Regions from separate parts of the Homo sapiens genome. Here region 1 is linked to region 2. The links are chromatin contacts, found by Hi-C or POLR2A ChIA-PET in ENCODE. All regions are on one chromosome and are shown on one strand. Each heading gives the region's core, a stretch centred on a gene start or an enhancer-like site at or near the end of the contact. The rest is flanking DNA. Distances are from core to core; before and after follow the strand shown.

The links. Hi-C counts contacts between places; a loop is a spot of excess contacts on that map. ChIA-PET counts read pairs that join two places held with the same protein, here RNA polymerase II (POLR2A). Pooled maps may share reads with other maps.
Region 1: a loop to region 2 is called in a map of heart left ventricle, with 3 times the contacts of the local background. The contact joins two enhancer-like sites. A Hi-C loop is called at or near these places in 23 of 168 maps with a recorded cell type or tissue (A673, B cell, Caco-2 and 16 more), 3 of 37 single-sample maps with no recorded cell type and 23 of 50 pooled maps. POLR2A ChIA-PET finds 5 or more read pairs at or near these places in 8 of 52 experiments (A549, A673, AG04450 and 5 more).

The regions. Positions count from the first base shown.
Region 1 is chr1:30,846,030-30,848,983 of GRCh38, forward strand. No RefSeq gene overlaps it. Among named protein-coding and RNA genes, the nearest start is that of LINC01778, 23 kb to the left of the region's middle. RefSeq lists a silencer at 1-147 and an enhancer at 1,410-2,213. Within about 2 kb of position 1,547, at least 12 of the 41 ENCODE cell types and tissues checked have a DNase peak (open chromatin) inside an H3K27ac peak, as active enhancers do.
Region 2 is chr1:30,807,589-30,810,538 of GRCh38, forward strand. No RefSeq gene overlaps it. Among named protein-coding and RNA genes, the nearest start is that of LINC01778, 16 kb to the right of the region's middle. RefSeq lists an enhancer at 2,344-2,844. Within about 2 kb of position 1,468, at least 3 of the 41 ENCODE cell types and tissues checked have a DNase peak (open chromatin) inside an H3K27ac peak, as active enhancers do.

The sequences.
Region 1 (2,954 bases), core at 297-2,796, 39 kb after region 2:
CACCTGTGTTCACGGGGCTGGTTGCCACCTGACATGGAATCTTCCTGCCTGCCAGCCCCTTGCTCCACCACCAGGTGCTGTGGGGCGTCTTTACCGACCCTGCTGTCCTCAGCTTCAGTCCACCACGGTCTCTCTGAGCCTCAGTTTCCTCACCTTCTCCATAACGGTTTGACTGGTTGTGGCTTTTAGACATTTTTTAGCAGCAGAAAAACAGAGCTTCTCTTTGATAAGCAAGGAGATGGGGTCCTCCTGTAATGCCTGGAAAATTGAGAGGTAGGCATACACATCTGTGTAATTTGAATCAGTGGTTTTGGCTTCACAGCTCCCCTAAAGCACAGATGCACAGAATTTGAAAATCAACTAGATATTTCCGCAGGGTTCTTGCAACACCAACTTGATTAAAATTTAAGACTCAGACAGTCTAGACACAAATAAGTAAAAACTACATCAGCTACAAGCAACAAAATTAAAAACAAACAAAAAAAACTGAGCTTTAAATCAGAGGGATGTTCTCCCCTAACAAGAAGTCCAGGAGAAGGCAGACCCCGGGCTGGGAGAAGCATACCCCAAAGCCATTGGGCACCCTCCTCGCTCCACTCAGCCGTCTTCCACCTGTGGCTTGTTCCTCAGTTTCACGGCTTCCTCCTCAGATTCGTGGCCTCAGGACCACAAAGTGGCTGCTCTGGGGCCAGCATCTTGCCTGCGTTCTGGGCAGGAGGAAGGGGACTGGCAAGGAGCCAAAAGCCTATAATACCCCTGGGTGGCCTCCAGACTTTCCTGAAGACACACTCAGTGAACCTGCTCAGATTTCATGGGCTAGAATGTGTCATGTGGCATCCCAATAAACCAGGGAGAAGGGGAAAAAAAACAGTTTTGGTCTTTTAGTCTGGGCGCCTTTTGCCACCATGAAGAAAGTCTGGGCTCTGTGAGTAAAAATGAAGAGGGTGGCAAGCAACTGGGTCCACCCCAGGGGGCCTGAGGCCAGCCCCAGCCTGCCATTAACCTGTTGTGTGGTTTGAGGCATGTCCCTTCCCCTCTCTAGCCTCAATTTCCCCATTTCAAAATGGGAGAACTGGGCCAGATGCTATGGGACTTTATTCAGCTTTGACTGGCTGGTGCAAATCCTGACGCTGCTACCTATGAGCTGTGTGACCTGGGGCGGCTATTGGACAAACCTTTGGCTCAGTTTCCTCATCTGTAAAATAGGGGTAATCGTGGAGCTGCCTCATAGGGTTCTGAGGACTGGATGGGCTGTTACTTGTAGGGCGTTCAGCAGAGTCTGACAGGAAGGCACAGACAAAAGCCATCAGTGACGCTGTTATGCTAAGCTCTGAGAGTCCACGAGTCCTGAGTCCTGCTTCTGCGCGCCTCTGTGTGCTGGGTGACCTGAGGCAGGTGCCTTCCCCTCTTGGGGCCCAGCAGGTCTGAGAGTTGCCTTCAGAAGCTGGGCCTGGCTGTGACAAGAGAGTGAGTCCCTTCCTGGGCTGGGAGGGGGAACAGGAGCGGACGGAGTCAGCCGGTTTCCTGCAGCCGGGGCAGTGACCTGGGCAGCAGGGACTTCCTGTTTCCCAGAGGGAATCCGGGCCACTGCATCCAGCCCCTCCCTCCCCTCCCTGCAGCTCCCCTCTGTAATGGAGGAAACTTGTCGCTGGGGCAACCTTCCCTGCGTCATCTCCCGGGGCGGGCGGCCCTGTGTGGGTGAGAGAAGCACCAGCAACAATCGCCCTTTGTCTCCAGCTCAGCTGCTCCCAAAGCGCTTTCTGACCTTGCCCTCGTCTCAGCCCTGAGAGTCTCATGCCCATTTTCCAGATGAGGAAACTGTGGCCCAAGGAGGTGAGGTGACTTGCCCCAGGTCATAGGTCACAAGGCTGGTGAGAAGTAAGGCTGGGATTAAAACCTGAGTCTTCTGAAAACATGGGCCAGCTTCATCTGGGGCCCTCGGCACCCAGTGGACCCTCAGTCAGGGCCCCCGAGACACTGTCAGAGCCTGGAGCTTGACTTTTCAGTGCCCTGATGACCTAGGATGTGATCCTCGGCCACTGTCGCCTCCCCAGCTGGAGCCCTGAGGAAGGAGGCTTGGGGTCTCCTGCAGGACCCCTTTGTCTTTAACATGCACACACCATCCGGCTTCGTGACACTTGTCCCTGGGGACACAGAGACCAGCCAGACCCACTCTGCAAAACCTGGGCACAAACAACTTTAACTCAAGGTGGCCAGTCTGACATGCCACTGGCTAGGAGCAGAGGCTTTGCATCCCCGGGTGCAAATCCTGACCTTGGTACTTGCCGGCTGTGTGCCTTAGGCTAGTGACTTAACCTCTCTGAGCTTCTGTTTCCTCGTCTATGAAATAGAGGTCATGTTAGTTCCCTAGTGCTGCCATAAACAAACTGCCACAAACTTGTTGGCTTAAGACAACAGATATTCAATCTCTCCTAGTTCTGGGGACCAAAAGTCTGAAAACAAGATTTTTGGCAGGGTTGGTTCCTGCCATGATTTTTGGCAGGGTTTGCTCTGGGGGAAAATGATGTGGATGATTCTCTCCTAGCTTCTGGTGGTGGCCAGAGATCCTTGATGTTCCTTGGTTTGTGGCTGCATAACTCCCATCTCTGCCCCCGTCTTTGTCTTCCCTCTGTGTAGGTGTGTATCCAAATGTCCCTCTTCTTATAAGGACATTGGTCAGTGGATTAGAGCCCACTACAATCCACTGTGACTTCGTTTTGACCTGATTACATCTGCAAAGACCCTATTTCCAAATAAGGCCACATTCACAGGTACAGGGGTTAGAATGTGAGCTTGTTTTTCTGGGGGACACAATTAGACCCACAACACTGTTATGGGTTGTGGTGCAGATCTTACAAGTAATTCATCTAAACCACCCAGCCCTGAGTCAAACTCACAGAAAGTCCTCAGACAGTAGATGCTGTTATTCTCACTTTGATTCTCCCACCCCAGCA
Region 2 (2,950 bases), core at 218-2,717:
ATTTCTTCCTCCCCTCGCTGCGCTCTGCGGAGCCGGGCATCCTGCCAGGCCCTGCCTCGGGCCCTGCGCTTGGCCCGGGGAGGCCTCTCAGTAAACAGGCAATTACCCCGTGCAAAGTGTGCCCTTCAGTAATAAGATTAATGAAAATAATAGCTCACATTCGTGCCATGCTTCCAGTAGTCACTGTGAAGAAAGCTCTACATAAATTAACTCATGCAGACCCCCCACAACCCTCCGAGGAAGTACTCTACTGGACAGACAGGGCAACTGAGGCCCGAGGCCATGCTCTATTAAATGGCGCATGCCCACGCAGGGGACATTTCCAGAGTCATCCATGCTGAAGAAAAAAGGACAGCTGTCATTTCGAAGAACGTGCTTCATTTTTTAACCTCACCACCCTCTGAGTACCAAAGAAAGTTAAACCCTCTTTTTCACCTATTAAATCAGGAGGGAGATATAACCAGAGTGATTGCCACTCCATCTTCTCAGGAGGTGGGGGAGGGGGAAGCTGGGCCTTGAATCTGGAGCTAAACTTTCTGCCAAAGCCCCTGCATGCCTCCAGGTCACAAGCCTCCCTGTGCCACAGGAGCACAGACAGGGAGGTATCAGGACAGGCTCCCTAGAAGAGGTGATATTTGAACTGGGTCTTGAAGGATGCGTAGGAGTTGCCTACGCACATGCAAAGGTCAGAAGCCCTGGGGACAAGTCCTGATTATCCCTCTTAACTGCTGGGTGACTTTTACTCTCCTCCTCACTTAGCCTCAGTTTCTTTATCTGCCAAGTGGAAATAATCGTCCTGAGGTTGTCAAGATTGCATGAGATTATGGAAGTAAAAGTGCTTGGTGAGCTGTCACTGTGGGGGAGGAGGAGGGTTGCTGGAGCACTGACCACCTGCTGCCTGGAATGCAGCTCTTCATGGAAATGACTCCTCTGCTCATGAAAAATAAGATGAATGATACCCTGTTCTATCAGGAAACTGAGGCCCAGTGGCCCTGTGAGATTAAAGAACTTGACCAAGATCACACAGCAGAAACTGGAAGGGTCAGGCCAGGTGTGGTGGCTCACACCTGTAATCCCAGCATTTTGGGAGGCTGAGGCAGGTGGATCACCTGAGGTCAGGAGTTTGAGACCAGCATGGCCAACACGGCAAAACCCCGTCTCTACTAAAAATACAAACATTAGCTGGGTATGGTGGTACAGGCCTGTAATCCCAGCTACTCAGAAGGCTGAAGCAGGAGAATCACTTGAACCCAGGAGGCGGAGGTTACAGTGAGACGAGATTGTGCCACTGCACTCCAGCCTGGGCAACAGAGCGAGACTATCTCAAAAAAAAAAAAAAAAAGAAAGAAAGAAAGAAAGAAAAGAAAAAGAAACTGGAAGAGTCAGGATTTGAGCTAAGATTCATGTGACTGCAAAGATATGGCTTCACTGTTTCAGCTCTCATGATGACCTCATATACCATTGGGTTGACCCATCACCACCTTTCCCTTGTCATTGCACACTGAAGCAGTGTTGTTTTGCATTCTTATAAATAACATTCAACTGGACATCTTTGTGCACAGACTTTTTCCATAGTTTATATTATTTCCCTAGGACAGATCCTCAAATAAGATTACTGGTTCCAGAAATAGGAACATTTTTATGGCTTTCAATAAATATTTTCCAGTTGCTTTCAAAGGGGTTCCCAATTCGCAGTTCCACCTGCAGCGTATAAGAGAGACATTTCACTAGATCCTCACCAGTTACTTTTTTTTAATCCCCTAAATGTACAAGATGACAGTGGTATTGCATAGGTGTGCTGGCTTTATTGTTATTATTACCAATGAAGCTGAGTGTTTTTAAGGGCTGGAAAGAGGGTCTGTATCAGAAGTCACGGGACCCCTGAGAGAGACCTGGAGTCGATATGAAGGCACTCGGAGTAGAGAGCATTCGTTTCTGGTGGAGAAAATGAACGCATGGCCAGGACAGTCGGAGGTTGCTCTTTCTGGAGCACTCTTTCTGGGCTTCTCATGAGATGGCCAGTTCTTATCCTTCAGCTGTCAGCTCAAATCAAACATCAGCTTCCAAGAGAGGCCCCCCAACCCGCACCGTCTAAAGGGGCCACCTACCAGGCTCTCTCTGAGTCATTATCTTCGGAGCACTCAGCATACTTGAAGTGCTTATTCATTCATTTCCTGGCCTGTTTTCTGCCTCTGCCTCTAGAACACGAGCCCTTGAGAGCAGGGATCTTTCTGCTTCAACTTCTAATGAATTTCCATTGCCTAGGACAACGCTTTTCATTAATTAATTAAGTGTTTCCATGTGTGGGTCATCTTGCCGGCCAGCAGTGCTATTGCTGTCTGCATCACATTCCAGAGATGGAACAGGCCTCTTTTCCTGCATCCCCAAGTCTGCCTCCAACACCCTTACCCAGGGCACGTGTGCACATAGCTGACTCTCATGAAGTTTAGGGCCACAAGAAGTCTTTACACCATCATAGCACTCAGCCCGCCTTCCCCGCATTCAGGGCTCTGCTTCCTTAGAACTCAACCTCCCTCTCCTCTCTTACCAACCTCTGGAGACCCACAAAATATTCCTGCTCCACCAAAGGCCACCCACTCCAGGTCCCCTGTGGAGCCGCAGCTCCGGAAAACCTGCAAAGGCTCTGGAATATCCATTGTCCCCCTTGTCTCCCACTGGGTTCTGTGCAGCAAAGGAAGTTGTGCAGAATTTTATCTCCCTGAGACATGAATTACACCACCACCCCCCATCCTCTGCCTTAGAAGCAGAGTGGGAAGTGGAACAGACTGTTTGGGTTTTTAATAATACATTTTTTTCTCTCTATTCTCAAACCATGTCAGTCTACAGTAACCATCCCATGGTAGTATTTCTCCCTTGGAGCCTCCAAGGAGTCTCTTGGGTGCACAGAAGCTGTCTCTCTGGTTTCCAATGGCAGGTGCGACCTTCCTCC